Linked DNA regions of Homo sapiens: region 1 is linked to region 2. The links are chromatin loops, found by intact Hi-C in ENCODE. Cell type or tissue: PC-9. All regions are shown on one strand. Links, peaks and the distances in the headings refer to the core of each region. The heading gives the core; the rest is flanking DNA.

Region 1 (16,424 bases), core at 3,865-11,864, 50 kb after region 2:
TTTATGAGGAGCTGCTCACGCAAGCTGAAATTCAAGGCAATATAAACAAAGTCAATAGTAAGTATGTTCCTGAATCAGGCACCTAAAGGGATATTATAATATAATGTGAATGTTGATCTATTCTGGGACTTACAACATAGTTTGATTTACTTACTTTAGACATTCGTGGATTTGTTTAGCAATAATTGCTTGTTAACAATCTTTTGTGTTTCTATGCCTCCGTTTTAATTATTTATCTTCAGTCAGCCGCTTGTTCCTACACTGACAGTAGCATCATAGTAGTCTGTTTGGCTACAGTTTCACTCTTTCACCCTATTACATGCTTTTAAATATTATTTTCCTGGCCAGGCACAGTGGCTGATTAATCCCAGCACTTACATATCTGTAATCCCAGGACTTTGGGAGGCTAAGGCGGGTGGATCACCTGAGGTCAGAAGTTCGAGACCAGCCTAGCCAATATGGTAAAACCCCATCTCTACTAAAAATACAAAAATTAGCCGGGCATGGTGGCGTGCTCTTGTAGTCCCAGCTACTTGGGAGGCTGAGGCAGGAGAATTGCTTGAACCTGGGAGGCATAGGTTGCAGTGAGCTGAGATGGTGCCACTGTACTCCAGACTGGGCAACAGTGAGACTCTGTCTCAAAAAAAAAAAAATATTTTTCTATTTTTTTAAAGTAACATTATATTTTTGTTTTTCCTTTAAAGAATAATGCAAGCTGTCTAGAAATAAAAAATAAACCACAAAAATTAGACTCCTTCACTTAGAAATAATCATCACTTAGGAATAATCATTACTGGCATTTTTTTGTATGTCCTTCAAAACTGTGTGTGTGTGTGTGTGTGTGTGTGTGTGTGTGTGTATATATATATTTTTTTTTTTCTTTAAGAGACAGAGTTACACTTTGTTGTTTAGGCTGCAGTTGCGATTATGGTTTACTGCAGCCTCAAACTCTTGGGCTCAAACCATCCTTCTGTTTCAAATTCTCTAGTAGCTAGGACTACAGTCATGCGCTGCCACACCCAGCTGATTTTTAAAATTTTTTTGAAGAGACAGGGTCTCGCTCTGTTGCCCAGGTTGGTGTCAAACTCCTGATCTCAAGTGATCCTGCCACCTTGGCCTCCCAAATTGCTGGGATTACAGGCATGAGCCACCTTGCCCAGCCTCCAAAACATATTTAAACAAAAATGAGATTATACTTTTAATATTGACTTTTATATATGTGTTACTTTTGGGAAATTAATTTATTGAAATTATCATTTTGTCACTACTCTGCTAAAGAACTCACCATGACTACTTCATACTTGCCAGACAAAATGCAGATCCCTAGCCTAGTGCAGTTCTTTATGCAATATTTCATGCATACAGCTCTTTGTAGAAGCTCATTTGCCTAATTACCTCCCATACTCATTCTGTACATTTTATGACTTAAAAGGAATCTGGGCCAGGCAATTCCAGCATTTTGGAAGGCCAGGGCAGGTGGATTGCCTGAGCTTAGGTTTGAGACCAGCCTGGGCAATGTGGCGAAACCCTGTCTCTACAAAAAATACAAAAACTAGCTGGACGTGGTGACATGCGCCTGTAGTCCCAGCTACTTGGGGGCTGAAGCAGGAGGATTGCTTGAGCCCAGGAGGTTGAGGCTACAGTGAGCTGTGTTCGCACCACTGCACTGTAGCCTGGGCAACAGAGTGAGACCCTGCCTCAAAAAATTAATTAATTAATTTTTTTTTTTTAAAAAAGAATCTGGCTCTGAAGTGGTACTGACCTGGTATTTGATCTCTTGTTCCTCTGTTAAAAGCTGTGTAACATTGGGCACCTGCAGTAGCGTTGTTAGACATATAATACGAGATAGTGTATGTAAATTGCCTGCTATTTAGTAAGTACTCAATGAACATTAATATTATCGCTATGTCATGTAATCTCCCTACTGTAATGCCTTCATGCCTCATCTCTTCCTAATCCAAATTGTACCCATCATTCAAGATCCAGTTCAATTTTCACTTCAGTGCCTGTCACAGTTCAATATGGTTGACTTTCAAATCTCCTGTGTCGTACACAGGCTCATCCCTATAAATTTGCACTTAATTATATATTGTCTTGTATTGCTTGATCTTTATTTCTGACATCTTTGTAAACTCCTTAAAGTAGAGATTACGTATTCTGCTTCTTTTGAAGTCCTCCTAATTCCTAGCATAGGTTTAGACTCACCAAAAAAACTAAAAGGTTTGATTTCAACCAACTAGGTCAGGCTTAATCTTGTTTTGCTCAAGATACTCATAACAATAATAATAGTAATTGTTCTCATTGTTCATTTGGAGGGCCAAATTTCTCATTTGAACTAATACTAATAACTAGAGAGGATTTAGAAGATTTTACCAATTGCATAGGATTGGAGTTTTAAGTCCTGACCAGCATTCTTTTTTTTTGGGTTTTTTTTTTTTTTGGAGACAGAGCCCAGGCTGGAGTGCAGTGGCACGATCTCGGCTCACTGCAACCTCTGCCTCCTGGGTTCAAGAGATTTCTTCTGCCTCAGCCTCCTGAGTGGATGACCAGCATTCTTTGTATTCTGCTACCTTCTGGTTCATTTAGGATAATGACCTTCCTAGCAGAATAATCCATTCAAGTGTGGATGGTATCTTGTGCTGAATCTGTATTAATCCTTAAGTCAGCAAATATAAACTGGAGTGTCCTTATGGTTGGTTCTCTGTGAGAAGAAAGTCCACGATGTTTCCTGTTGCATAGAGTACATAAAATATTTTTTGTTTTACTGAGGGATTTTTCTCTACCTTACTGTTTGGTATTTTATAACCTTTATAGTTTTACCTTGCTAATTGTATAAGAATCAGTTGTGAGCACATGTAAGGAAATAATAATATGTTCTTAAAATGTCCTATTCATATTATTATTATGTAGTCAGAGGAGCAAAATAATAAAAATTCCCTCAAATACCTTTCAGTATAGTGGGGAAGATAGACATACAAATGAGTACTTTTAGGGCAGCTTGATTAGAGCAAGATGCCAAGAGCACATGTGGTGCAGTCATAGAATAAAGAAGGGAATGATGACTTCTGCTTAGAAGTTTGAGCAGGTTTTCAGTGTACATGGATCTTCACAGGGATCCTTAGGATAGATAAGAGGGTGAGGATAAGGCAGAATTCCCTATAAAAGGACAGTCTTTTCCTAATTGTAGAGAAAGTCTTGAGGCAAAGGAAAGTTAGATGCCAGGAGGATATAGGGACTTCGGGTTCCAGGAATTAATGTAATTATAGATAAGATTCTTTGCCTAGAGCATTCGAAACAGCAATGAGGCCATTGATGCTGCCCCAGGAGAAAGCTGCAGGCCAAGCAGTTAAAAATTAGAAAAAGTTTTTATTTTATTTTTTGTTAAGTAGACTAAGGAAAATTAGAGTTATATAACTAAAGTTCAGTGAGAGAAAGTATTTAAGTAATGTTCCACACTTTATTATGTTTGCAATATAAATGTTTATAGATATTCATTTAATATTTACATATTTAAGTAGTATGTGTACACTTCTAGAAAAAGCAAAATTTACTAGATGCTTTTGTAGATAGATAATCTAAGACTCTATGCTATATACCTAGAGAAAGTCTAGTTTGTTATCTACATTGATTTTATTTTCTGTCCCTAGCTACTATGAAAGCTCCTTGAGGACAGGATATTTGTTTTTTTCACAATTATATTTGCAACATATAGCAGATCCTCAGTAAATATCATTGAAGGAATGGATGATTAGTTGGCTAACAGCCACATATACCTGCAGACATGACTTGAGAAGCCACCACCTTGGTATGGTGCTCAGTTGAATGGCAGGTATGAATATTAGGAAGAAATAAACAGTATCTTAGGAGCCTACAGTGAGACCTCACATCCATACCAATGTTTTAACCTTTTCTTCCGCCCTTTTTTTAAATAGTTCTAGTCTCCTCATTGCCCCTACTTCCCATTTTCTAGTTTGAGACTTTATTTTCCCTTGGGCTGTTTTGATTTTCTTTATAACAGCTTATTAATTTTATTTTGTTTTTTACTAATGAAAACATTTGCAATTGATAAGTACTATTATGCCCCAGATATTTTTATTTTTGGTATTTTATTGATTTCTTTTTGCTACTGTGATAAAATCAGATGTTTATCTGTGAGTGGTGGTAGGGACAGGCATTTTCTCTTCAAAAAATAAGGAAACGGAAAGTAAAAAAGTAATTATGATTCCTTAGTGGCTATCATTTCTGAAATCAGAAATTATCTTATTCTGTCTTTCAGGCTAAGAATACCTTTTTGTTTTGTTTTGTTTTTTTTACAATATATAAAGTGCTTTTATGTATATGATTTTATTTAATCTTAAAAATATTCCTATGACGGAAGGTATCTTCATTATCATTTTCAGATGAAGGAACATCTGGGTTTTCATTGTCATGTATTGTATTATAGAGCTTGTGTGACCTCAGGTTCTATGATTAGAAGAGAGAATGTGGAAAGGGGAAGATGACCCCTTTCACTCTGCACAGGTTGGACCACCCTTGATAGCAGGGCACTGACTGTTGTGGGTGGAGTGTGTTCAGGAAGTATCAGGGTAATGAGAGGATTCAAAATGGTGCTATGTAAGACATGGTTAAAGGAAATAAGGCTGCTAGTAAGGCATTTGCTGTCATAGGGAGGGGCAGTGGAATGTATTCAGTGTGAACTTTAGGGTTGGAGCTTTAAAAATATTTTTGAAACAAAATTGTCCAAAGATGTAGTAAGTGGCCACGGGAGATACTTTCTCCTGTTTGGTAGTCTGTAAGTATAATCTGGACAACTACTTGGCATTTTAAGGGAATTTAAGCGTCATGTTGGTCTGGATTGGTGGCTCCATATTGGTGCTGAGCTGTCTACATTTGGAAGTTTTTAAGTAGGCTGGGAGTGTGGCCCAGGAATCTGTATGAAATCTGATGAATAGCTTGTTGGGAACCCCTGGACTTGATGACTCTAAGGTTCTTTTCCAATCCCAAGATCTTATGCTTCTGAGAATCACAGAGTAAAGGCTCTCTGAGTTATATTTCCTTATCTGGAACTGAGATTGGTTTTGGGGAAGGAAAACTATTCTAGGCTCTTCTGTTAACATAGTCCTTTCACAAGCTTTTGCCTTTTTTCCTCAGCATTTTCTGCATTAGCAAATATCGACCTGGCTTTAGAACAAGGAGATGCACTGGCCTTGTTCAGGGCTCTGCAGTCACCAGCCCTGGGGCTTCGAGGACTGCAGCAACAGAATAGCGACTGGTACTTGAAGCAGCTCCTGAGTGATAAACAGCAGAAGAGACAGGTAAACATAGTCTGGATTGAAGCTGCAAGAGTTTGTATATATCCATTCGAATCCCATGCTGTCATTTAAAGATATATATGCTGCCTTTGTTTTTCCCCCAATACGACTTTTTCCTCTGCATATAAATTAGTTTAAAAAAAAATCCTCAGGTAAAATACACATTGTCTTCAGCTCACTTTTGCTTTTAGAGCTATGAATCCTCTTTTAAGATAAACAGACAATACCCACCCATCCCCAGTCTAATCACTCCTTCACTTCAGCTGTCTCTCTCTCCAACTAAAAGACATTGGGGAAAACCTGAATATTTTTGCATTCTTACGTCAGGAATTTGCACTTTAAAAAAAAACTGCACCTTATTAGTTTGCTCTGGCCAAAGCTGGAAAAGTACTTACTGTGCAGTCAGGGTAGCTTGTGTGGGATTGTATTTCGTGGGTTTTTTTTTTTTAGAACAAACATGAGGGGCTTTCTTTTTTGTCTAAATAAGGGCAAGTATACATTTTACAAATATCCAGCGTACGTTGGTCAAAGTAAGTAGCATTAACGTGCTTAAGATTCTACAAACACTTTTTCCTTAGAACTTTTTGAGGCTTTTCATGTAATATGTTTAAGAATGTACTGGTATCTGTAAAGTCACTCTACCCCAGCTTTGGCAAAGGCATTTGGCTCTACCTGGGGCTGCCACCTTGGCTGCATGTAGCCTGAGCTGTCACTTATGACTATGGCTCTCTCTGTCCCTAGTGACTGCTTTTGAGAGATGAGAACCTTAAGGCCTGGAGTCATAGGAATGAGTAATCTTTACATAATTTTCTTTGCTTTGCTCAGAGTGGTCAGACTGACCCCCTGCAGAAGGAGGAGCTGCAGTCTGGAGTGGATGCTGCAAACAGTGCTGCCCAGCAATATCAGAGAAGTAAGAGTCCATTGAAATTGTATGGGAGGAAAGTTGTGGCTTTGTGTTATTGAAGGGTCTGAGGTTAGCTTCTGTCATCGTCATCACCCACTCTGAGCCTACTAGCCATAACCAACTGCCAGGTACTTTTGGTGGCAGGAGGGTTCCTCCAGTTTGTTGTTGTGGTGGTTTTAATTGCTGTGTAATAGTTGTACATATTTTGAGGGTACATGTGTTTTGTTTTTTAAACCAACCAAGAAGCACTGACACCAACCAAGAAGCACTGACGTATGATATTTTGATACATGCATACAATGTATTATGATCAAATCAGGGTAATTGGAATATTTGTCACCTAACGCATTTATCTTTTGTTGATGTTGGGAACATTCCAGTTCTTCTGTTTTGAACTATACATTATTGTTAACTATCATCATCCTACTGTGCTATCTAACACTAGACCTATTCCTTGTATCTAATGGTAATTTTGTACCCGTTAGCCAACCTCTCTATGTCCTCCTCCCCACTACCCTTCCCAGCTTCTGGGAACCACCAGTCAACTCTACCTCTGTGAGATCCACTTTTTTAGCTCCCATATATGAGTGAGATCAGGAGGTATTTGCCTTTCTGTGTCTGGCTTATTTCACTTAACATAATGACCTTCAGTTTTTATGGCTGAATAATATTCCATTATGTGTATACACTACCTTTTTTTTTTTTTTTTTTTTTTTTTTTTTTTTTACCATTTATTCATTGATGGACGCTTAGGTTGATTTCATATCTTGGCTATTGTGAATACAGCTGCAGTAAACATGGGAGTGCTGATTTCCTTTCTTTTGGCCATATACCTAGCAATGGGATTGCTGAATCATATGTAGTTTTATTTTAATTTTTTGAGGACTCTCCATCCTGTTTTCCGTAGCGGCTATAGTAATTTATATTCCCATCAACAGTGTATGAGCCCTTTCTCTGCAGCCTTCCCAGCATTTGTTATTTTTTGTCTTTGATAAAAGCCATTTTAATTGGGGTGAGAAAGTATCTCATTGTGGTTTTGATGTGTATTTCCCTGATGATTAATGATGTTGAGCATTTTTTCATATACCTGTTGGCCATTTGTGTGTCTTCTTTTGATAAAAATCTATTCAGCTTATTTGCCCATGTAAAAATTGGATTATTTGTGGGGTTTTTTTTTGTTTTTTTTTTTTTGGCTGTTGTTTGAATTTCTTATATATTATGGTTATTGTTCTCTTCTCAGATGGATCGTTTGCAAATGTTTTCTCCTGTTCTATATGTTGTCTCTTCACTTTGTTGTTGGTTTCCTTTGCTGTGCAGAAGCTTTTTAGCTTGACATAGTCCTGTTTGTCTATTTTTGCTTTCGTTGCTTATGCTTTTAAGGTCTTAGCTAAATGGCTTTGCTTAGACCAGTGTCCTGAAGCATTTCCCCAATGTTTTCTTCCAGTCGCTTCATAGTTTCAGGTCTTAGATTTAAGTCTTTAATCTATTTTGATTTATTTTTGTATATTATGAGAGATAGGGATCTAGCTTTATTCTTCTGCATATGGTTATCCAGTTTTCTCAACACCATTTATTGAAGAGACTGTCTGTCTCAGCCCATTTTACGTGGCTATAAAGGGATACTTGAAGTGGGGTAATTTATTAGCTCACAGCTCTGCAGGCTGTGCAAGAAGCAAGGCACCAGCATCTGCTCAGCTTCTGGTGAGGGCTTTTGTGCTGCATCAAAATATGAAGGAGAAGATCAAAGGGCAAGTGGGCTCATGTGAAGAGAGACTGATCCCCGGGGTAGTGAGTAGGGGTCCTGGCTTTATAACAACCCATTCTAATGAGAACTGATCCGTTCTCCCCAAGAACCAATCCAATCTTGCAAGAGCTCACTACCATGAGAATGGCACAAAGCCGTTGATGAGACATTTGCTCCTATGACCCACACAGCTCCTACTAGGCCCTGCCTCCCAACACCACCACACTGGGGATCAAGTTTCTTCTTTTTTTTTTTCATACCCTTAGGGTGATGTCAGGTATCAGATTTCAATGTGAGATTTGGTAGGGACAAATAAACCAATCCAAACCATAGCACTGTCTTTTCCCTGATGTGTGTTCTTGGTGTCTTTGTCAAAAAATGTTCTCCTCATGGCTGTAAATGTGTGGCTTTGTTTCTGAGTTCTCTATGGTGTTCTGTTGGTCTGTGTGCCCTTTTTTTTTTTTTTTGAGACGGAGTCTCACTCTGTTGCCAGGCTGGAGTGCAGTGGCACAATTTCAGCTCACTGCAACCTCTGACTCCCTGGTTCAAGCGATTCTCCTCTCTCAGCCTCCTGAGGAGCTGGGATTACAGGCACGTGCCACCACACCTAGCTCATTTTTGCATTTTTAGTAGAGACGGGGTTTCACCGTGTTGACCAGGATGGTCTCGATCTCCTGACCTCGTGATCCACCTGCCTTGGCCTCCCAAAGTGCTGGGATTACAAGCGTGAGCCACCGTGCCTGGCCAAGTTACTCCAGTTTTAAAGGTAGAACTGGAGTCAATATAGCCTCACTTTGGCTCGCACACACTTCATGATTTGTTAGGGAAATATCTGGAGGAGGTGAGACTTAAGGGATCGCTAAGATTTGGATGGTGAAAGAGGTGAGAAAAGAACGTCCTAGTGCAGGACAATGAGGGAAAAAGGAGGTGGGAGCGGAAGTACAGGTAGTGAAAGATGTCTTTGAGGAATGGTGGTTAGAATACAAATTTTGTAAATGTTTTGGGCTGAGTTGTGTAAGATCAAGGGGTGGAAAGATTGTAGAAAGCTTTGAATGGTAGCTTAAGAAGCCAGGCAGTAGGAGAAGGAAGAGGTGGTTTAGATGGGAAGTAGTGGTAGCATATAGGATGAATTGAACGGGAAGAAAATAGGGATGAGGAGAACAGTTAGGAGGCTGCTTTTTGAAGAAAACATCTTGATTGAGACATGGTTCACATACCGTACAGTTCACCCTTCTTCAGACAAAGGAGGCTGCTTTTTTAAAGACGAAAGTTCCACTTCAAACTTCATGGCTGATAGCCACAGAATGTGATATTTTTCCCATGAAGATTGGCACCTTCTTCCCCTGAGGGCTCTCTAAGCCCACTGCGTTTCTGACTCCTGTTTTTTACACAGGATTGGCAGCAGTAGCACTGATTAATGCTGCAATCCAGAAGGGTGTTGCTGAGAAGACTGTTTTGGAACTGATGAATCCCGAAGCCCAGCTGCCCCAGGTGTATCCATTTGCCGCCGATCTCTATCAGAAGGAGCTGGCTACCCTGCAGCGACAAAGTCCTGAAGTGAGTTCACTAAACCTGTCCTGTTTGTGAGCAAAGTTGGGTGGACGTGAGTGTAATACCCACTTCTTCCTGTGGTTAGGTAGAACTTTTTTGCATAAACTTGGTTTTCTTACAGTTTTATTAAACTTATAACTCCCTGGGTCTTGGAGAATGTCTTTCCTCACTGTTTTCCCTTCTGTCCCTTTCTGTACAGCATAATCTCACCCACCCAGAGCTCTCTGTCGCAGTGGAGATGTTGTCATCGGTGGCCCTGATCAACAGGGCATTGGAATCAGGAGATGTGAATACAGTGTGGAAGCAATTGAGCAGTTCAGTTACTGGTCTTACCAATATTGAGGAAGAAAACTGTCAGAGGTGGGTGTCCAGAGTGAAGGGAATAAATCCATTACGTAGCTGTTAACCCTGTCTTTTGTATGTCAGTGCTCCGATTTTCTTTGCAGGCATTATTACTTTATCATGGTCATACTTTTGTTTGGTTCTACTTTGATTCACTTAATTCTTTGTTATGCTGAAAAATATGACATTCCGTTCCTAAATATATAAGTAGGCTTAAATATGTTACATAGTCAAAATAACACTATCTCTGACAAAGTTAAATAATACTTTTTAAATATCATCTAACCCTAGCTAGTTCATTTTCATTCTTCATTTGTTCCCAAACTGTCCTTTATAGCTGTTTTGTTGAAAACAAGATCTAGCCTAGGAACATGTATTATATCTGGCTGTTGTGTCCCTTGAGTATCTTTTAATCTAGAATTGTCCCTTTCTTCATGAGACTGACTTGTTAAAGGGATGGGACCAATTGCCTATTTTATGGATAGTTCTAGTTGCTTTCTCATATTTGCCTTATTCCTGTAAATTGGAAATTAAATTTCTAGGCTTGTCACGATTCAGTTCAACATTTTTGATGATGTGTATTTCATATTGCCTCATATCAATAGGCATATAAAACCCACTTTTCCCACCATCCCACCATTAGAGATACTAAGATTGATCCCTGGATTAGGGAGACCACTTATACTTCCATTGCGTATTTACGCTTTTCCCTCATCACTAGAACATCATCTCTTTTGCACCGTCAAAATATCTAGTTTTCCATTAAGCATTCACGTGATATTTTTAACCCAATTGATAATCTTTCCTAAATCAGTACCTTCAGTAAAAGTTGCTGAATGATGATTTGTTGCTCTGTCATTCCTCCTGCATTTATTAGCTCATGTGTAGCCTTTTTTTCTTGTCTATGGAGGAATTGCTTGAACTGCTGCCTTTAATTCTAGAGTTAGTCTTAACATGGAATTTAGAATATGTAACAGGATATTGAGAATAAGTGATTTCTGTTGCATTTTTGCACTTTGTTTAAAGTAACTGTGCAGTTCCAAAACTGGTCTTGAGAATATATCAAATGGTTGGGATACCCTAGCAATCTTTGTTCCTTGAATATTTAAACATGCTGTGCTTAATGCTCTTTTTACTTGGGGGTCTGGGGCAGGTATCTCGATGAGTTGATGAAACTGAAGGCTCAGGCACATGCAGAGAATAATGAATTCATTACATGGAATGATATCCAAGCTTGCGTGGACCATGTGAACCTGGTGGTGCAAGAGGAACATGAGAGTGAGTTATCTTCCTGTCCTCCCCAAATAATGTCACCATTAATGATGATGTGATTCCATGAAGTGGTTCAAAATACTACTCCTAGAAGGATTTTTGGGTGAGAGATTGAAAATATCTATATAACACAAAAGGCTAAAGTTGGATATTGTTTTGAGAACACCAGGCAATTGCTATAATTAGGTATATGTCCAGTAAGAACTAAATTTTGGGGGAGGTGAATTGAACATGATCTGTTATTTTTAAATGCTGTTATAACAAGTAGTCCTGACACTACATGGAATTAGGTTGAATTGCACAGGTTGTAGGCATGGTCCTCCACAAGACTCCTCTCACTTCAGACACAAGCTGAAAGCTGCAGGGTTCCCAGGCCACTGTACTTCTGAACAACTGGCTGCAAATTTGGAGGATCCCTTCTACCCGCTCAGGTTTAATAATTTGCTAGAATGACTCACAGAACTCAAGAAAATGCTAGACTTACGATTAAAATTTTATTACAAAATATGTAAATCAGGATCAGCTGAAAGAAGAGAATCATCAGGCAATATCTGTGAGAGTCCCCAATATGAAGCTTCTGTGTTCTCAGGATGTGTCACTCTCCTGGCACATTGACGTGTATCACCAACCAGGGAAACACACCTGAGTTTTGGGTGTCCAGAGTTTTTATTTGGGTTCGTTACATATGCGTGATTGATAGTATTGGCTTTGCGATTAAACTCAATTTTCATTTGGCCTCTGCTCCCTGGAGAATGGGAGGCCAGGCTGGTATCACGTGACTCTATACCTCAGTGGTTGATCTTTCCAGCATGGCCAGCCTCCATCCTTAAACTCTCATGAGGCCAACCAGGAGTCATTGGTTGGCATAAATTCAGGTGTGGGCGGAGGGGCCCACCATGAATCACAGAAACATACCTATCACTCAGGATATCCCAAGGGTCTTAGACGCTCCCCCAGAGACAAAGACCAGCCAGACTTTTTATTATACAGCAGAGTCCTTACAAAAGCAGTACGGCTGCCTAAGATACCTGGGGAGTGAACGTTCCTAATTTTAATTTGTATTTCCTGGGAGAAATATTCAACTGACTTGGTGGGAAGAGCCTTGCTTCGCATTAGGGAGCCCTGCGCTTGGATCTTTCTTCTGCCATTTGTTTGCTGTGTAATCTTGGAGAAGAGATTGCTAAGCCTTGTTATTTCTTCTATAAAAGTGTTGAATTAGATGACTTTTTAAGAACCCTTGAACCTTTTTAAGACTCTTCGTGAATCCTTTGTGACTCAAGAATGTTTTTGATTACACATTCCAGTGTACCTGAAAGCTATACAGTAAGGCCAGTTTCATAAAAATCCTCATCGCTTTTAAGTTAGAGCAATTAAAAATGAAACAAAAGGACTTGAGCATTCAATAGGAATATGAATACAAGTGAGTTTAGTTGAAATAAATACTAATTAAAAAATGAAAACAGTGCTGCTTAACGGATGGTAAGTTGCAGTTTGAATCATGGTTACTCTTAGGTGGATTTATGATTAGTTAGCATGTTCCATGATTGATTTGTTTATGTACTTCCTTAATTAGAAAAAAAAAACTTTCTGTCTCTTTATATTTAGGGATTTTAGCCATTGGTTTAATTAATGAAGCCCTGGATGAAGGTGATGCCCAAAAGACTCTGCAGGCCCTACAGATTCCTGCAGCTAAACTTGAGGGAGTCCTTGCAGAAGTGGCCCAGCATTACCAAGACACGCTGATTAGAGCGAAGAGAGAGAAAGCCCAGGTGAGTGGCATCGGAATTGTTCTTTATGTTCAGAGCACCTCAGCCCTCCTAGAACAAAGGTAGAGGTAGGAATATCTTCCTTGATTCATTCAGTGAATGCCTTCTGGGCACCCTTAGATTCAAAGCACTGGAGGGACACAAAAATGTGAGAGACATAGGCTCCACCTACTAGGAGCTCATGCTGTTTTACACATTTGGGTTTTTGTTCTTTTGTTTGTTGTTGACAGTCTTTTGTGTCTCTTTCAGTAAATTCTTTACTGAAATATAAGATCCAGGGCTGGGCGCAGTGGCTCACGCCTTGTAATCCCACAGCACTTTGAGAGGCCAAGGCAGGCAGATCCCTTGAGGCCAGGAGTTCAAGACCAGCCTGGCCAACATGGTGAAACCTCATCTCTACTAAAAAAAAAAAAAAAAATACAAAAATTAGCTGGGCGTGGTGGTGCATGCCTGTAATCCCAGCTACTTGGTAGGCTGAGGCACAGGAATTACTTGAGCCTGAGAGGTGGAGGTTGCAGTGAGCCGAGATTGCGCCACTGCACTCCAGTCTGGGGGACAGAGTAAGACTCCGTCTCAAAAAAATATATATATATATATATGTGTGTGTGTGTGTATATATATATATACGTATATATATAATATACGTATATATACATATATACGATCCAGAAAAAAAAATATATATATATGATCCAGAAAAATGAACAAGGTAGATGGGTATGCAATTGCATAAATTTTCAAAAGGAGGCACACCTGTGTATTTGGCAGTCAGATTGTAGAACCCATTACCAGCACCACAGAGACCTTCCTCATATCCCCTTCCACCCTTAGCCACCCTCCATTTGGTGGTAAGCACTATTCTGATTTCTATTAATAACACCACAGTTCATTTCCGTCCACTTTTGAGCTGTATTTAAGTGGGATCATACCTTATGTGCTCTTTTGTGTCTGGCTTCTGTTGCCCTAAATAATGTTAATGATATGCATCCATGTGGTTGCATGGAGCCATCCTTTGCTCATTCTCATTGTTGTGTACTATTTCATTGTGTGGTTATATGTTATTGGTGAAGTTTTTTGTTGTTTTGTTTGTTTTTTCAGACTGTTGTAAATAGGGCTTCTTTGTTTTTTTTTTGAGACGGAGTCTTGCTCTGTCACCCAGGCTAGAGTGCAATGACGCAATCTCAGCTCACTGCAACTTCTGCCTCCCAGGTTCAAGCAATTCTCCTGCCTCTGCCTCCCCAGTACCTAGGATTACAGGCGAGAGCCACCATGCCTGGCTAAAATTTTTTTTTTTTTTTTTTGTATTTTTTGTAGAGATGGGGTTTCACCATGTTGGCCAGTTTGGTCTCGAACTCCTGACCTCAAGTGATCTGCCCGCCTCAGCCTCCCAAAGTGTTGGGAATTACAGGCATGAGCCACTGCCCATGGCCTGTAAATAGTGCTTCTATGAATTTTTAATTTTGGTTAAAAACATATATGTGCATTTCTGTTAGGTATACATTTTGGAGAGGAGTTATGGCCATAGGGAACACATATATGAAGCTTTAATAGATAATGTCATGAAGGTTTTTTGTGACAACTTAATTGAAACGTAATTCACGTATCAGGTAATTCAGCGTCAGTGGACTTTAGTACGTTGATAGAATTGTGCAGTCATCACCACAGTCAATTTTTGAACATTTCATCACCCCAAGAGAAACTCAGTACCCATTAGTAGTCACTCATTTTCCCTTAATCTCCCCCAGCCCTGGGCAACCATCAGACTGCTGGTTTGTCTATGGGTTTGTCTATTCTGAACATTTCATATAAATGGAGTTATGCAATGTATGGTCGTTTGTGACTGGCTTCTTTTAGCTTAGTTTATCCAAGCTGTAGCAGTAGCACTTCATTTCTTTTTGTTGCTGAATAATATTCCATTGTATGACTGTACCACATTTTATTTATTTATTCATGAGTTGATGACACATGGATTATTTCCACTTTACCACATTTTATTTATCCATTCATGAGTTGATGACATATGAATTATTTGCACTTTATTCGTGATTTGATAGACACTTAGCATGAGTGACAGCTATATAAGTTGTATCTTCAATCTACTTCCCTTTTTAGATATGGAAGCCGACCTAGCTTATTCTCCGAAACCCCACTCCTCTGACAGTCAGATATAAGGCTCCCTTTGGACTTTCTTAGCAGCAAAAACAAACATTACTACCACTAGCATACATAGAATCATTGCAGCCTGACACATTAGAGATTCTGAATCAGTAGAATTAGACTTTAAGCTTAGGAATCTGTATTTTAAAAATGACTTTTTCATTGTTCTGATGACCAGCCAAGTTTGGGAAACACTAATCTAATAAAATGAATCAAAGACAGAGACTTCCATTTCTAGCTTCCCTAGAGCCAACTACTTCTTATCCGAGTAAGTAAAATCAGTTGATCTCAATTTCCTGGCTATGAAATAGCAGTTGTGATTCAACCCTCTCCACAGCATCAAGTGACATTCTGCATAATTATATCTCTTAAATGAAACCTGGTAGTATCTATCAGATACTACACTTACATGATTAGGACATGGTAATGTCAACTACTGCCATGCCAATGTAATCAAAGGAGATCAGTCAACATCATAATATTACCAACATATAAAATTGCCCACTCCTCTACCCTTCACCAAAACTTACAGAGCCCACACGAGTGTCAGTGTGCAAAAAGCTCCAATACACTAAAGCCTTGGTCTGTTTTTATACGTCTGGCTACTCAGAATTAAAAATTTCTTTTAGCCCTTCCGCTTGCTGCCTCACTTCAGGAGTCTTCTGAAGGCTATGGTTCTATCCAGTTGTTGTTACTTAGTAAGCACTGAAAAGGAGGTCAATCACAATTAGAAAACAGATGTTAATTATGCTTTAATCAACAATTATTTGAGGGCCTACTACATACAAGGCAACTTCCTAGACAGCAACAGCATAAAAAGAGGCATAAACCTTGTCAATTTCCTCAGCAAACTAGGTAGCGGGTAAGACAAACATTTTAAAAGATGAGTTTATGTTACAATTACTTTAACAACTTTATCTTCATAGTAGCATTATTCCTGATAGCCACAGTGGAAAAAAACAGTATGTCTATCAAGTCAGGAATAGATAAAGTGTAAATAATTCAAAAGGCTGTGTGTGCGTTTTGTTTGGGTCATCGGAGTAAAACTTTTTGAGGATGTGACTATAGAGTTTGAAGCATTTCCTTTGCTGTGGAATAACTTTTCAGACTTCATCAAAGGCGGAGGAAGTCGGGGGAGTTAAAGGAAAAATTGCTTAACATTGCCAGGCCCAGCTGGGTGAACTACACATTGGGTGGAATTGTTTTTTGTTTGTTTGTTTTTGGTTTGGGTTTTTTGTTTTGTTTTGTTTTGTTTTTTGTTTTTGGCATCACCTGAGCATCTAAGTCTCCATCAGCCATTTGGGAGTGTTTTTAAAAATATTTATCACTGAGTTACAAATTTAGAGAGCAAAAGATCTTAATTTAAATTTGGTCTG
Region 2 (16,424 bases), core at 3,341-11,340:
CCCAGCACTTTGGAAAGCTGAGGTGGGCGGATCACCTGGCGGTCGGGAGTTCGAGACCAGCCTGACCAACATGGAGAAACCCCCGTCTCTACTAAAAATACAAAATTAGTCGGGCGTGGTGGCGGGTGCCTGTAATCCCAGCTACTCGGGAGGCTGAGGCAGGAGAATTGCTTGAACCCGGGAGGCAGAGCTTGCGGTAAGCTGAGACAGTGCCATTGCACTCCAGCCTGGGCATCAAGAGTAAAACTCTGTCTCAAAAAAAAAAAAAAAAAAAAAAGGCAGTGGAGACATTTGTGATGATCTTCAGGTTTTTTTTTTTTTTTTTAAGGGAGGGCATAATAGTGGCATATTACCCTAGCACACCCTGCCCATTGGCCTGGCATCATGGAAAGGTGCCTGGTCTATTTTATGGAGGCAATCATAAAACTGGGTGTGGTGATTTTTGTTGTTGTTTAAGGCTTTGATTTTAAAAAATCAAGGTTGGAAGCACCTATTTAGATTGTAAACTAGAGAGGACAAAGGAAAGAAGCCTGGGAATGTTATGGTGAGAAAAGAGGACTAGAATCCCTGTCAGCCACCTATGTGGCTGCTGCCACCCCTAAAAAGTGTTGTGAGTGCACCAAGGACAAATGGCATGCTCTTCGTTATTAGTGAGCTATTAACCTCTTCCAGTTCTTTCTCCTACCTTGGTGAACCGGCCTGTATCTTGTGTGTTCCGAGGGCCCCTCTTTCCCCTCTAGCGCTAGACCCAGTTTGCCTTTTTGGTTTGGTTCCATCCTGTTTCCTCCATAACCTCCACCCCTCCCAAGTTGGAGGAGCCCCAATATCTGGGATTTACAGTAACTCTAAGGCCAGGAATAAAGATCATAGAGATTGGAGGGAGAAAAGCTTCCCCTCTTCAGTTCTATTTATAATACCTCTACTTCTACTAAAAGCTCCACCTTTTAGTACAGTGGCCCCATTGTGTATCCTAGGGCACTCCATTTTCTCCTCTGCCTGTAACAGAGCTCTTTCTTGGGAAAAGAGAGGAGTGTGTAGAGAGTGAATATGACTGTGTAGAGGCAGTGAGTATAAGTAAGAGAGTATAAGTGTAGAGAGACGAAAGTTTTCTGTGGCTGTGGGTTTGTGTTTCCCTGAAAGGTTAACTGGGAAAATTTAGGGGTAATTCCTATAAATGAGCACTGGGAGTGGTTGAGAAATAGAAAATGTAGAGATTTCTGCTTTTCTTCATTGTTTGGAGAGCAGCTTCAATATTGAAATTAAGCCGCTGTTCTAATGAGATATCACCTAACGATTCAAGGCTTTTTGCTAAGGGCTGCACAATAGATCAAGGATACATCTTAAATTATTATTTATGCTTAAATTGAAGCTTATTTTTATCCTTTTGCCTGTTCTTATTGAGTTTTACATTTGTTTAGGCTAAGGAGCGGGGTTTTTTTTGTTTTTTTGTTTTTTTTTGAAACGGAGTCTCGCTCTGTCGCCCGGGCCAGAGTGCAATGACGCTATCTCGGCTCACTGCAAGCTCCGCCTCCCAGGTTAACGCCATTCTCCTGGCTCAGCCTCCCGAGTAGCTGGGACTACAGGCGCCCACCACCACGCCTGGCTAATTTTTTGTATTTTTAGTAGAGACGGGGTTTCACCGTGTTAGCCAGGATAGTCTTGATCTCCTGACCTCGTGATCCGCCCGCCTTGGCCTCCCACAGTGCTGGGATTACAGGCGTGAGCCACTGCGCCCGGCCGGCTAAAGAGCAGTTGTATAGGAGCAATGAATACCGTTTCACTCAGTTGAAGGAGGTAACATTTAAATATGTGAGGTATGTTCAGTGCTTAGGTCTTGGACAGGAGGAAGTAACAGATCAGAATAAGGTTCAGGTGAAAAGAACCAAGAAGAGAACGTGTCAGGCAGGACAGAACAGGGAATTCTGCAAGTGAGAAGAAAGTACGATTAGTACTGGAAATGGAAGAAAATTCAGCTAGGTTAAAGGTCACAGGAAGAAAGTTAATTCCAGCATTCTCTGAGTTTCAGACAATTCCTGGTGTGCGCTTTCAAGTCTGTCATGGGCCACCTTTCTGCTGCTGAGTGCCCGTACCCTAGCTCAAGGAATAGGGCACACCCCTCTTGTAGAAGGGAAGGTAGGAACGCTGGCTGGTTGGAGACTGTCAGCAACTCCACGGTGATAAGTCGAGCTTAGCACTAAGTAGAAGTATGTCACTTTCTGTAATTTAGAGGAATTGAAAAGGTATCTTGGAAAGAAATTAGTTCTTGGGAACAAAGTCTTTTTTGTGCATATGTCTTTACTGTTGGCATAGAGCATTTTCTGGGATGGGCTCTTCAGATCTCCTCTCCCTGTAAGTGATTTCAGAATTCCATGAATGTTGGGATATGTCCAGGCTGGCACCCTGGGATCATGAAAATAGAAGTTAAGACATTTAAGAAGCAAGAAAACAAAATGGGTAGGTGAGGTGACTAGGAAGAATATCATGCCCAGCACTTCTAGAATTCTCAAAATGAGGAGCATCACTTAAATTTTGAGGGGGATCATTTTTAGGATGGTGACCCAAGCTCTCTTTGTACAGATGAGAAGTCTAGTTATCTCATGAGACCCAGTGTGACTAAAGGACCATAGCATGTAGCTGCGTAATGGCACGGTGGCACTAGGAGCTGATCCATTCATTTATTTATAATTACCAAGGGGAAGTATGGGGTGAGATTTATTCTTAACTCTTAAAATGGTGACATACACTATTTTAAGAATAAACCTCCATTCTTTTTTCGGATATTAATTTAGTGCAACGGCCTTGGACAGGCTCCACCATAAGAAGTGGGTTGCATTTAAAAGTGTATTTATTAAAAGTGGTTGAAGCTGAGTGCTTTTCTGTATTGTAACACTGTTGCAAATGGGGAGTATTCATTCCTAATGTGGCTGCCGAAAGCTTTTTACCCTACCATGTAGCTGAAAATTTAGCAAAAAAAATTTTTTTTTTTTTTGGAGACGGAGTCTCGCTCTGTTGCCCAGGCTGGAGTGCAGTGGTGCGATCTGGGCTCACCACAACCTCTGCCTCCCGGGTTCAAACGATTCTCCTTCCTCACCCTCCCGAGTAGCTGGGATTACAGGTGCCCACTGCCATGCCTGGCTAATTTTTGTATTTTTAGTAGAGATGGGGTTTGACCATGTTGGCCAGGCTGGTCTCCAACTCCTGACCTCAAGTGATCCACCCGCCTCGGCCCCCGCAAAGTGCTGGGATTATAGGCGTGAGCCACTGCACCCAGCCTAGCAAAATTTAAAATTAAGAAATGTAAAGAGTTGAACTAGTTAGTACCCATTATTATTAAGAAAAGTCATGTGGCTCTATATTCTCATAGTACGAATAATTAAGTAAAATAGAAATTCAAAAGTATGAATAAAATTTCTTTGAAAATCTTGAATGTTGAGATATCTTGCCACAGTGAAAAGAATCAGACTTTCTGTTTTGGCAGGTGTGAGTTCTGATTCTGGTTTTGCAAGTTGCTTAACGTCAGGGAGTGAGCCCAAATTTGTCCTTTGCAGAATGGGAACGCTATGCATCTTACAGAGCTGCTGTGATGGTTAATTGCTTGGCACAGTGAAATACAGTAGGCACTCAACAAACTTTTTTTTTTTTTTTTTTTTTTTTGAGACGGAGTCTTGCTCTGTCGCCCAGGCTGGAGTGCAGTGGTACAATCTTGGCTCACTGCAACCTCCGCCTCCCAGGTTCTCACCATTCTCCTGCCTCAGCCTCCCGAGTAGCTGGGACTACAGGCGCCTGCCACCACACCTGGCTAATTTTTTACATTTTTAGTAGAGATGGGGTTTCACTGTGTTAGCCAGGATGGTCTCGATCTCCTGACCTCGTGATCCACCTGCCTCGGCCTCCCAAAGTGCTGGGATTACAGGCGTGAGCCACCACGCCCGGCCTGAACTCAATAAACTTTTATCCAAGCACCTGGATAAAGGATATCCTGAATTTTTTCTTTTCTTTTTTTTTTTCTTTTTTTTTTTTGAGATGGAGTCTCACTCTTGTTGCCCAGGCTGGAGTGCAGTGGCACTATGTTGGCTCACTGTAACCTCTGCCTTCTGGGTTCAAGCGATTCTCCTGCCTCAGCCTCCCAAGTAGCTGGGATTACAGGTGCCTACCACCATACCCAGCTAATTTTTGTATTTTTTAGTGGAGACGGGGGTTTCACCATGTTGGCCAGGCTGGTCTCAAACTCCTGACCTCAGGTGATCCACCCGCCTTGGCCTCCTACAGTGCTGGGATTACAGACATGAGCCACTGTGCCCGGCCTCCTGAATTTTCACATTAAATCTGCAAAAGGAAAAGCAGATTTAATGTGAAGATGACAGGAATTTTCTGGGCACTTTCAAGGTCCTAAGGTTGGTAGCCCTAGTTTTTTCACTTCAGACCTTAGCTTTTATCTGAAGGAAAACACCAGAAACAGAAGATACTTCTAGGGAGTGGAATGGGGGTAGAGGGTGTGAGATTTCCTTTTTACTTAATACTGTACTATATATTTAAAATGCTTTTTACAGTGATAATTTTATAATAAAGGAAAAGAAGGGATTAAGTAAAAGGAAAAACTGTGTATATAATTTTTAGATATAATCACAAATTCAGATTTTTAAGTTACTACACAGATGTTCCTCGATTTAGGAGGGGGTTATATCCCAATATTGTAAGTCAAAATGCATTTAATACACCTAACCTACTGAGTATCATAGCCCAGTCCACCTTAATTGTGCTGAGAATACTGATGTTAGCTTACAGTTGGACAAAATTATCTAGCACAAAGCCTATATTACAATAAAGTATTAAGTATCTTGGCTGGGCGCGGTGGCTCACACCTGTAATCTCAGCACTTTGGGAGGCCAAGGCAGGTGGATCACTTGATGCCAGGAGTTCGAGACTAGCCTGGCCAACATGGTGAAACCTCATCTGTACTAAAAATACAAAAAACATTAGTTGGGTATGGTGGCGTGTGCTTGTAATCCCAGCTACTCTGGAAGCTGAGGCACAAGAATCACTGGAACTGGGAGGTGGAGGTTGCAGTGAGCTGAGATCACGCCACTGTACTGCAGCCTGGGTGATAGAACCAGACATTGTCTCAAAAAAAAAAAAAAAAAAAAAGTGAATATAGGAAATCTTCCTTGAAAAAACAAAGATACTCCTACCTCAGCTTCTCAAGTACCTGGGACTATAGGCCCACTTCACCTCACCTAACTAATTAAAAAAAATTTTTTTTTTTGTAGAGATGGGGTTTCTCTATGTTGCCAGGCTGGTCTTCATCTCCTGGGGCTCAGGCTATCCTTCGCTAAAGTGCTGGGATACAGGCGTGAGCAGCCACACCTGGCCTGTATTGTCTTAATTTACTATTTTCAGTGGCCATCTAATGTTCATAATTTATTTAGGTTTATTCCTGTTTAAAGTTCTATTGCTTTGATTGCTGGAGAGTTTAAACATTTTCTTACATATTTGTTTATCAGTATTATTTTCTTATGCAAATTTTCTGTTTTTGTTATGTGCCTGGCTTCTAGGGTCATGATGTTAACTTTTGTGAGCTCTTTTATAACATGGACTTGACTTTCTCTCGTATTTGCTACAAACATTTTCCCTTGATGTTTCATTGTATTTGTTTTCTTCATTGTAGTTTTAAATTTTATTGAGTTTAAATGTCAGTCTTTCGATTTGTAATTTCTTCTATCAACTCGAAGTCTAGATAGTTTAATTTCTCTAAAACCTTGCCAAAATTTTCAGTTTAATAATCGATTGGCTTACTTTTTATATATTTGTAGAGATGGGGTCTTGTAATGTTGATTGTAAGGGGAACTTATCCCGAACTTCTGGCCTTAGGTGATCCTCCTGCCTCAGCCTCCCAAAGTGATGGAATTACAGGCCTCTAATATCCTTTAAAAACCAGCTGTTTATTACCTATTAGCAATTCATGTCTGTTTTGTCAAATATTATGTATATATATATTTCTAGTTCTGGACTTTTAAATTATGGTGAACCATATTTCATTTTTTTGAGAAAAATATATATGACTTTGTTATACTTCTTATCATTGAGAAACAACATCTGAAGCTAGCTTAATTTTAACTCTATGACAAGTAACTTGATTTTTTTTTCCTTTTTTCGTGACTTGAAATTTGTAGAATTGTTGTTCCTTGAGGTATAAACATTTCCCCAGTTAACATGTTAGGGTTGCTATTGGCTTAGCAATTTTGCCTGCAATGTGGAGACTCTTCTTGGTTTATAATGTCTCTTGTTTGTTTATTTTAGCTTTAGGAAATTGTCCATTATGCCTGTGGTGATTAGTTAGATCTGTGTAGTCTATTTTATGGCTCTTCTTCATTTTGTTTACGTTAAATAAGCGTTCTAGGTATGTGTCTCACATACATCTTTTGTTGCACTGACTTGATTTTCTACAGTCTTGATATTTTTTCCTTGGTTCTGTTAATGGTAGTTGCTTTGTCCTATTGTAGTTTATATTTTTAATTAATTCCTTTTCCGTCTCCATTCTTGTTAATAGCTTAAATGATCTCTTTTTAGTTCATGAAGAAGAGTGTGGCACAAAAGATCCTTTCAAGGTGAAAAAAAGGAGCAGGTAGCCAAGATAGTTGGGTTACATAGTTTACCACTTCCCTTTATAATCCGTAGGTGTTGAAATAGATGTGGCCATGAAAAACCAGTGTTAATCGGGCAGCTGAGTGTATGGATTGTCCACCAGTCAAGGTTGGGGAAAAAATCTGGCTGGGCTAAGTGTGGCCCGTTAGTTTGACCTCATTTGGCATGTATTTCTTCTGGTCTTACAGGTCAGAGCAACTGTTTTTATATATTTTAATGTCCCTAATGACAAAATAGTAAAAATACATTTGAGGACCCAAGTTGGCATGTTCTAGGAATTTCATTTTCCGGCTTAGTGTGGTGACCTGCCTCTGATTGCTGTACAATTCCTTCTGCTTCACAGTGTCACATCTGGGGATACCAGTTGGTAGTGGAACCTGTTTTGGACATTTTTAAGCCTTGTGGTATCTGATGGACTCTTGGTTGTTTCTAGCTGGTGCTAAATAAACCCCTTGACAAGAAGTATTTGTGTAAGAAAGCGCTGGTAGGCAAAGTGAGAACATCCGGAAGTGATTCATATTACTGTGGTTGTTTGCTTAACTCAGGACTTGGTTGCCTAGAGACCATATCGTTGAGTTAGCCGAGTGAAGTGCCAGTGGAACCTGGAGGGCCTGTGGCCTACCGGATCAAATCAGGGCTCTGCTCCTTAATTTTTCTCCTGAAGTCTCCTAGCAATCTGATTGATCTCTGTGGTTTGACAGTGCGTGAATTAAAAAAATCTTAAACATATTAATGTTTAAGAAAGATCTGGTTAATGGTTTATTTTGAAGAGTAAGAGTTTACTTGCTGAAGTTTGAATGTTGGGTTAAAATTTTTTAAAAAAATAGTTGTATGTTGGGAAGAATTAGTTATTTCAATAAGGCATTTTATTCTAGAAACCTCAGTACTTTAAGGCAGCTAAAGGAAAGCCAAAATAATCCCCCAAAACAAAAAACCAAAAACCTGCAATTTGCAAGGCAGTCATAATCTAAAATATTTTCTGTCTGTCCCAAAGTCAGTGTATTCCCCTTGCCTCTCCCCCTCTTCCTCATTGTCATGATTAGTACCGTTTATTGCATACTTTCTACATGCAAGGCACTGTGCTAAGCACTTTATATGCTTTATCTAATTAGCTATTCTTGAAGCCCTGTGAGGTGCTTATTATCTACATTTAACAGATAAGAAAGCAAAGCTCAGAGAGGTTAACTCATTCATCTAATAAGTGGTTGATCCAGATTTCAGGTTTGGCAAGAACTCTGAAGTCCTTTCTCTTAACTGCCATGTTAGTCTGCTGCTGCTATACTTCTGGTTCTAAAAATAATGACAACAGTAGTAACTACTGTTAATTAAGCAGAATGATGATGAAATTTACATATTACATTATTGTGAGATAGGCATTATTTTTATTTTAAAGAGGGAAAAAAATAGAGTTGATAACACTTTTCCCAAGGTCATATATTGGAATTCAAGCCCAGGTTTGTGACACCAAAGCTGGTGCTCTTAACTTCTGCAGATGCTGAAGTGGCAACATTTAAGTCTAACCTCTTTAACTGGTGCCCAGAGACATTAAGTAACTTGTGTAGTTTTCAAGTCAGTGAGGGAACTCCATCAATTTCCTGCCACTTATTTTGGAGTCTCTTCCACCTGCCACCTGAGGGAAAGTCTCCAGTTGTCTTATGTATTTTTGTGTCTAACTAGCTTGTTGGACCCTTCCTAATTGCTTCCCTTCTTCATAACCTGGTATCTGCTTTGAATTCAGCTTAGAAAGGTGTTCCTTCCTACCACTTTCTTGTTTGTTAAAGAGTTACCTCATACAGACAGGAGTGGCAAATTGGATTGGAAATTGCTTTGGATCATTTGGCAAGAACTGTATTTTTGGGGTTGTGGGAGGAGGAGAGGCCTGTCTAAAAGCTCTATTTCTTCTTTACTCAGAATACCTTCCTGTTGACTCATTGGAAATCATAACAAAAAGCAGAAGGAATATTGGAGAGGCAGCTGCCAGCCTAGGGCTTGGCTTCTGTTGGGGCAGCTGTTTGGGGATTTAGACACACTGGGCTCTAAGAACTGTGAGGTTTCTGCAGCAGAAGGAAATAGTATTACTCTGATAGGTATTTATTCATAAGGTTAAAAAGTGTCAGACTATTGCTTGGGATTATTGATGAGCAACATAAGAAACTAAAAATATTTTCTCAAATAGAATTAACTGGTGATCCTAAAAACAGAATGAATTGAGGAATACAAGAGGGAGTGGGGGCAAAATTAGAAAAGGAAAAGTTGAAAAGAAGAGAAAAAAAACTTACAATCATTAAAAATAGGAAAAAGATAACATTTAAATAGAAAAAGTCTCACAGATATGCATGCAGTAGGCATTAATCAGCAGGTCATTTTACTGTAAGTAACATACATCTCAGATGACCTTTAAAACAGCTAAAAGTAAACAAAATTTGTCTTTTATTTAAATGACTATTATAACAAAATGTTTTTTTGGGCTGGGCCCTGTGATTCACACCAGTAATCCCAACACTTACGGAGGCCGAGGAGGGAGGATAGCATCAGGCCAGGAGTTCATGACCAGCCTGGGCAACATATTAAGACCCTGTCTCTACAAAATATAAGAAATAAAAAAAAGCCAAACGTGGTGGCACACACCTGTAGTTCCAGCTACTCGGGAGGCTGAGGTGGAAGGATCACTTGAGCCCAAGAGTTCGAGGCTGCAGTGAGCTACGATCACACTGCTGCACAAAAATGTGTTTCTTCCCTGAAGACATGCTATGTCATTAGTTTGGGCAATACCTTTTCATAATTGATAGTTTAAAAAGGTAGTGTTTGACAATGGCTTGACTTTTGGGGTTTTCCTTAAAAATTTGAGAATCCCCATAGGAATGTTTTTTAGATAGATTTGGTCTTAATTTAAAATTTTTAAATTTAAAACATTTTTTTCTTAGAAATAGGTAATACACAGACGTGATACATAATTCAGAGACTATGCAAGTATATAACACTGAAAAAAAGTCTATATCCTTAGTCTTCTTTCTCTAGCTATTCAGTTATTTTCCCCACATGGAACTGCTATCATGATTGTGTCTCTTTCCGGAGATATTCTGTGCATGTAAATACAAATTACTTTGATTTGTTTAGAAGTGGTTGCACACTGTACATTTTGCTTTACATCTTTTTGTTGTTGTTTTTTGAGATGGAGTCTTGCTCTGTTGCCCAGGCTGGAGTGCAGTGGTGTGATCTCGGCTCATTACAACCTCCACCTCCAGGGTTCAAGCGATTGTCCCGCCTCAGCCTCCCAAGTAGATGGGACTACAGGCAATCCGCCATCAGGCCTGGCTAATTTTTGTATTTTTAGTAGAGACAGGGTTTCACCATGTTGGCCAGGCTGGTCTTGAACTCCTGACCTTAGGTTATCTGCCCGCCTTGGCCTCCCTAAGTGTTGGGCTTACAGACATGAGCCACCGTTTTGCTTTGCATCTTAAAATTCATTCCATATGAGTGAATGTGGAATGAAGTGCCTCTTTTTTTCCTTCACAGTTTTAGTTTTCGGTTTTGAAGTTAACCTGTCAACGGACATTTTCTCCTCAGCTTTTGCTGTTATAAAAAGTCACTTTGTAGGTATGCCATTGTGCATGTATGAGTATTCTTGCAGGATAAATTTCTAAAAGTGTAATTTCTGGGTCAAAGGGAATATGCATATTTAGTTCTCAAAAATATTGCCAATTTGCTCTCGTAAGAGGTTGTACCAGTTTGCACATCTGCCTGTCAATAATGTACATATAAGAAGGCTGTTTCCGCTTTAATTTTACCAACCCAGAGTATTACAGATTTTTTACATTTGCCAGTTTCATAGGTGAAAATGGTATTTCATTGTAGCTATTTTGGATTATCTAATTATGAGTGAAGATGAGCATCTTTACATGTGTTTAAAAGCCATTTGTATGTTCTTTTCTGTGAACTTTTTCGGTAGAATCCTTTGCTCATTTTTCTATTGGATTATTCATCTTTTTCTTATTCATTGTGGTAAGAGCTCTTTATATATTGAGGAAATTGGCTCGTTGTACACCGTGGGTGTTATAAATATTCATTCCACTTTGTCCTTTAATTTTTTTTTTTTGAGAAAGTCTCATTCTGTTGCCCAGCCTGGCGTGCAGTGGCCCGATCTTGGCCAGGTTCAAGCGATTCTTGTGCCTCATCCTCCCGAGGAACTGGGATTACAGGCGCGTATCACCACACTCAGCTAATTTTTGTATTTTTTTAGTAGAGACAGGGTTTTGCCATGTTGGCCAGGCTGGTCTTGAACTCCTGATCTCGGGTGATCCACCTGCCTCGACCTCCCAAAGTGCTGGGATTACAGCCAAGAGCCACCTCACCTGGCCATTGTCCTTTAAATTTTGACTTTGTATTTCAAATAAAGTTTTAAAACATATTTGAACTTACTAATATTTTACTTTTAGTTTTTGAATTTTTTGCATGATTTTTAAAGAGTCTTATCTATACTGAGATTATATAAAAACATTCTCCCATGTTTTCCTCTAGTATGTTTAGGATGTAAAGTGTTTTAATATTTAACTCTTTGATCCATTTGGAATTTATTTTGGTGTGAGGAGTAAGATAGATCCTGCTTTTTTGACTTTTGAATCGTATTTTACATTTTGAGTCTTAGCAGTGTCTTAGGAAATGTGCTCTGGAGGGTGTCTTGTGCTCTAGTTTATGAACTGATATCTTAATTTTTTTCAGAACAAGGCAGCTTCAACTGTTGAGCTTTTTGAAACATATGGCTTAACTATCATTTTAGGGAATTTGGTTAGGATTTTCCAGAGTGCTTTCAAGCAAGTTATATTGTAATGCTAAACAGATTAATATCGTGTAGTAAAGTTGGCGTTGAGAAAACAGGTTTTGAATTAACAGCTTTGACATAAAGACTGTGAAGAGATTACTAGACTTGCCAAACTAACATAATTTATTCTTTGTGTAAAGGAGAGTGCAAATTTGGAGTTTGAAAAACTGTGTGGCTGACTTTCTAGATCAGTATTTTTTGAGGTATATTGTGCTGTGACATTAAAGAAAGGGTTTAGTGGTGAAATAAGCTTCAGAAATACTGAGTTAAACCAAGCCAAATATTATTCAAGTGGCAAATTATTTGGAATCTTTGTCATAGACTTGTAAATTCTGAGTCTCCAAGGCAAAGGATAGTGTATGCAATATTCCTCAAACCTACTTTATCAATAGTGTTCCAGGTTTTTTTTTTTTTTCTGGTTTGCGAACACTTTTTTTTCTATCAGTTACGGATTTGAGGGACTATTTTTTCTTTCTTTTACTTTATTTTTTATTTTTGGACTCTAAGACTTTCTTCAGAGACTATTTCAAATAAGAATTTGGGAGATGTTCATGGTCACTTCTCAGCTATTTTGTGTTTTATGATAGTTAGTTTACATTCTCCGTTGAGTTATCCTGTTCTTGGCTTATAGAGCTTAAATTAAAGCCATAATTGTACTAATTGGATAGGTATAATTGCTCAGTGATCTTTAAGGCATTGCAAAGGACGGGAGTGTGGTTTTTAAAAATGAGGGGTGCAAATGTACTAATTATTAAAAAGGAAAAGATAAATATGACAAATTCTGGTCTAGTAAACTAGTTTCTGGCCAAACATTGGACCAGAAAAATTCCAGAGCACATTGTCAGATGCATAACTTATGAACACTTAGCGAGAAAAGTGATGCTTGGGAGCCAACATGGGCTCCCTAAAAAAAGCCCTGTCACATTAACATCATTTCCTTTTGGACAGGGTCACCAGATTGGTGAATCAGAGAAAAACACACGCCTGGCAATTTTTTGTATTTTTAGTAGAGACGGGGTTTCACCGTGTTAACCAGGATAGTCTTGATCTCCTGACCTGGTGATCCACCCGCCTCAGCCTCCCAGTGCTGGGATTAGAGGCGTGAGCCACCGTGCCCGGCCGGGGTTTGTTTTTGGTTGATGAAAGTGTTCTGGAATTAGATAGTGATGACGGTTGTACAACATTGTGAATATTCTAAAAGCAACTGAATTGTATATTTTAAATGAGTTTACGTTACGAATCGTATCTCAGCAAAAAGAGCTGCAGATTTTTAGTTCAGAGAAAGCACTTTTAGGGCATGTTATTTGTAAACATTTTTATTGGGACTTACTAGGGCGTCAGTGATGTGTCAGTGAAGTTAGGATTTTACTTGTTTCTAGAGAGATAGTTAATATATTGTAAGGCACATTTTGCTTTCAATGTACCGTGAATCTAATAATGAAATTCAATAGTAATAAGTGTGATGTCCTACATTGGAGTTCAAAAAGTGTATAGGATAAGGGAGAGAAGTAGCGTTAGTGGGAATAACGTTGGTGGGAAACGAAAACAAAATGAAAGAAACCTGAGAAGTTCATTAACTCATTAGTAGATATATGGTATATGCAGCCAAGGAAAAGATGGTTCCACTGTCCTCTGGACTAATCAGAGGCTTCCTGAAATTGGTGTTTAGTTCTGGAGGCCATACTTTAAGATGGATCTCGTAGTCTAGAGCAAGGATGTTAGATTTGTGGTAGGTTATTTTACACCCACAGCAAGCACTGCTGATAGATCAGAATCCTTTTCAACGTAGAAGCTGAGGAACCACTCCCAATCAGTGGGTGTTGGTTGTCCATTAGTTGAGACTTAGTTGTTGCTCTGGGATGAGAGCGTGTTCGATGAGTATGACCAGGATGATAAAGGGTCTACCAATTATGATCTATGAAGAATAATTGGGAATACTGAGGCTATATAAAATGGAAACAAGATTTAGAAGAAATATAAAATCAGAATCTCAGAAGCTCAACCTTTCATCTAGTTTAGGAATTCAGTCAACTGTTATATTAACATTTTACCTACTTTACTAAAAAATTCCTGAGAGATGGGAGGGGAGTTCATTTTGTCAGATGTGGTGCCAGGGGAACAGAACTAGACAATGGAAATCTGCTTAATAGGAGGATAGTTTCTTATATAACAATAAGAAATTTCCAAACGGTGTCTGAGCTGCTTTGGGAAAACCCGTGTTGCAGATTTTCAGGTTTAGACTGTGTAACAGTTTAATGGAAGATTGTTATGTTCTAACCTAAGTATTTTCTCGTTATTTAAAAACAATTTTTATTTCATTTCCTGTGTTATTAAAAACTATTTTTATTTTGAATGACTTGATACTATTCCATTGCTCATTTTTTCTAACATGGCTAAGAAGTTGGGAAAATTCCTCCAATAAAATAATTACTTTAAAGCAAGTAAAACACGTTTTTAGCTCCTCCATTGTTCAGGACACTCTGGGAGAACTGAAGAAGATGCGAAAGTATAAAACAGTCCTGCCCTTAGGAGCTTACGGATTAATTGAAGACAGGGCATAAACATTTGAAAAGTTACCCAACATCAGAGAATGAGAGGTCTCAGTGTCACAAGGCAATATGTAATTGCTGAGGAAATGATGCAAATAGTTAATGTGTGAGAGTTTAGACAGGGAAAGATTATTTTATGGCTGGGTTTTTCAGGATAAGCTGACATTGTATGGTCAGGCGTTTCCCTTTCAAGGGAAAGCATAACACTATGTATACTTGTCTTGTTCTCTGTGCTCCTTTAGAGTTGAAGCTCTTTCCACTTCCTGGTACCCAATGGCACCTCTCACCACAGTGCTTTTTACAAAGTAGGTGCTTGGGGATATTGTTAAGTTGAATGAGTACAGAGTTGTGTGGTATGTGGGGGTTGTGGTAGGAAAAAGAATTTCAGTGTTATGGTGATAAGAGCTTGGGGTAATTTTCTGTTTTGGTTTTTGTTTTTCTTTTATTATTTGGTTATAATTGAGACCAGGAGTAATACGGTCCCTAAGCAAGAGAGAAAGAGCAGTGTGTGTCTTTCAGTAGAGTCTTTCTAATTTATTCAAAGATAAATTAGAAAAGGATTCTACCCTTATGTACATAAATAACTATTAGGCGATAAAGAGATATAAAGTGCCATAAGAAAGTTTAGAGGAAGTTTGGAACGAGAAGAGATTATTTCTGATGGTAGGTCATGAAAAGGTTCGTGGAGGAGAGGTGACTTTTGAAGGTAACATTTGAATTGGCAGGGATGGGTGGGGCTGATCACCTAAAAGTTATACTAAACCTTGTATTCTTTGTGGGCATCCCTGTCTCTACCTTCCTGCATCGTGGCTTGATGACATCTATTTTCTCTCAAAACTTCTTCACATTTTGGCCCTAACAAATTTACCCCATCTCATTTAACATGCTATCACTTAAAAAATTAATTAATTAATTTTTAGAGAAAGGGTCTTGCTCTCTTGCCCAGGTTGGAGTGCAGGGGTGCAATCATAGCTCATGGCAGCCGGGAACTCTTGGGCTCCAGCCATCCCCAGACCTCAGCCTTGTGAGTAGCTGGGACTGCAGATGCATGCCACCATGCTGGCTTAACATGCCATCTTGACCTCTTTCCCTGTAGCAGTGGGAAAAACGTATTTTTCTCCTAACACTTAACCTTCTATGTGTGATCTAGATCCTATCCCTTCTTGTCTTCTAGGGTTCTTATTCCAATATTATTTTCCCAACTATAACTTGCACTTTTTTTCCTGCTGCTTCTTTCTCTTTAGCACATGAACATCCTCACCCATTCAAGATACACTTCCTTACTCCTAGATACCCTGATTGTTTTCCCCTCTTTGTTCTTTCAAGGAAAATTTCCTATATTCACTTTTTTTTTTTTTTTTTTTTTAGATAAGGTCTGGCTCTATCACTCAGGCTGGAGTGCAGTGGCACGATCTCGGTTCATTGCAACCTCCACCTCCCGGCTTCAAGCGATTCTCCTGCCTCAGCCTCCTGAGTAGCTGAGATTATGGGTGCCCGCCACAACAGCCAGCTAATTTTTGTATTTTTAGTAGAGATGGGGTCTTACCATGTTGGCCAGGCTGGTCTCGAACTCCTGACCTCAAATGATCCACCCGCCTTGGCCTCCCAAAGTGCTGGGATTACAGACGTGAGCCACTGCGCCAGGCCTTAATTTTTACATTTTTTTGTAGAAACGGGTTTCACTGGGTTGCCCAGCCTGGCCTCGAACTTACGAACTCAAGTGTTCTACTCACCTTGGCTTCCCAAAATGCTGGGATTGCAAGTGTGAGCCACTGTGCCCTGCCCCTATATTCACTTCCTTAACTTAACTCATTTGGATGTAATTCCTGTGCCTTCCTTTTCCCCATTGAAATTTCTCTTGCTTAGTTCCACCAACAGTGTAAAAGTGTTCCTATTTCTCCACATCCTCTCCAGCACCTGTTGTTTCCTGACTTTTTAATGAGCGACATTCTAACTGGTGTGAGATGGCATCTCATTGTGGTTTTGATTTGCATTTCTCTGATGACCAGTGATGATGAGCATTTTTTCATGTGTCTGTTGGCTGCATAAATGTCTTCTTTTGAGAAGTGTCTGTTCATATCCTTTGCCCACTTTTTGATAGGGTTGTTTGTTTTTTTCTTGTAAATTTATTTGAGTTCTTTGTAGGTTCTGGATATTAGCCCTTTGTCAGATGAGCAGATTGCAAAAATTTTCTCCCATTCTGTAGGTTGCCTGTTCACTGTGATGGTAGTTTCTTTTGCTGTGCAGAAGCTCTAGTTTAATTAGATCCCATTTCTCAATTTTGGCTTTTGTTGCCGTTGCTTTTGGTGTTTTAGACATGAAGTCCTTGCCCATGCCTATGTCCTGAATGGTATTTCCTAGTTCAACCATTGTGGAAGACAGTGTGGCAATTCCTCAAGGATCTAGAACTAGAA

Evidence for each region. A loop is a pair of places that touch in the nucleus more often than their neighbours do. Peaks named below come from ENCODE experiments on the same cell type or tissue, not always from the same donor. Only the 100,000 strongest peaks of a DNase experiment are listed, where the experiment ranks them.
Region 1: a loop joins it to region 2, with 6 times the contacts of the local background. A loop is called at or near these places in 13 of 110 quality-filtered maps.

What each region holds. Positions count from the first base shown.
Region 1 is chr15:90,443,422-90,459,845 of GRCh38, forward strand. IQGAP1 (IQ motif containing GTPase activating protein 1) reads left to right here. Exons shown (of 38, transcript NM_003870.4): 9 at 1-57; 10 at 5,152-5,315; 11 at 6,138-6,222; 12 at 9,354-9,517; 13 at 9,711-9,871; 14 at 11,007-11,131; 15 at 12,731-12,894. Among named protein-coding and RNA genes, the nearest start is that of IQGAP1, 63 kb to the left of the region's middle. RefSeq lists an enhancer at 12,730-13,241. In PC-9, for the core only: no CTCF peak of the experiment used is centred there; a DNase peak (open chromatin) is centred at 8,180.
Region 2 is chr15:90,393,881-90,410,304 of GRCh38, forward strand. The region is part of intron 2 of IQGAP1 (IQ motif containing GTPase activating protein 1); the gene reads left to right. Among named protein-coding and RNA genes, the nearest start is that of IQGAP1, 14 kb to the left of the region's middle. RefSeq lists enhancers at 1,149-1,650, 1,651-2,150 and a silencer at 14,186-14,235. In PC-9, for the core only: no CTCF peak of the experiment used is centred there; DNase peaks (open chromatin) are centred at 7,131 and 8,571; H3K4me3 peaks cover 2,617 bases; H3K27ac peaks cover 4,766 bases.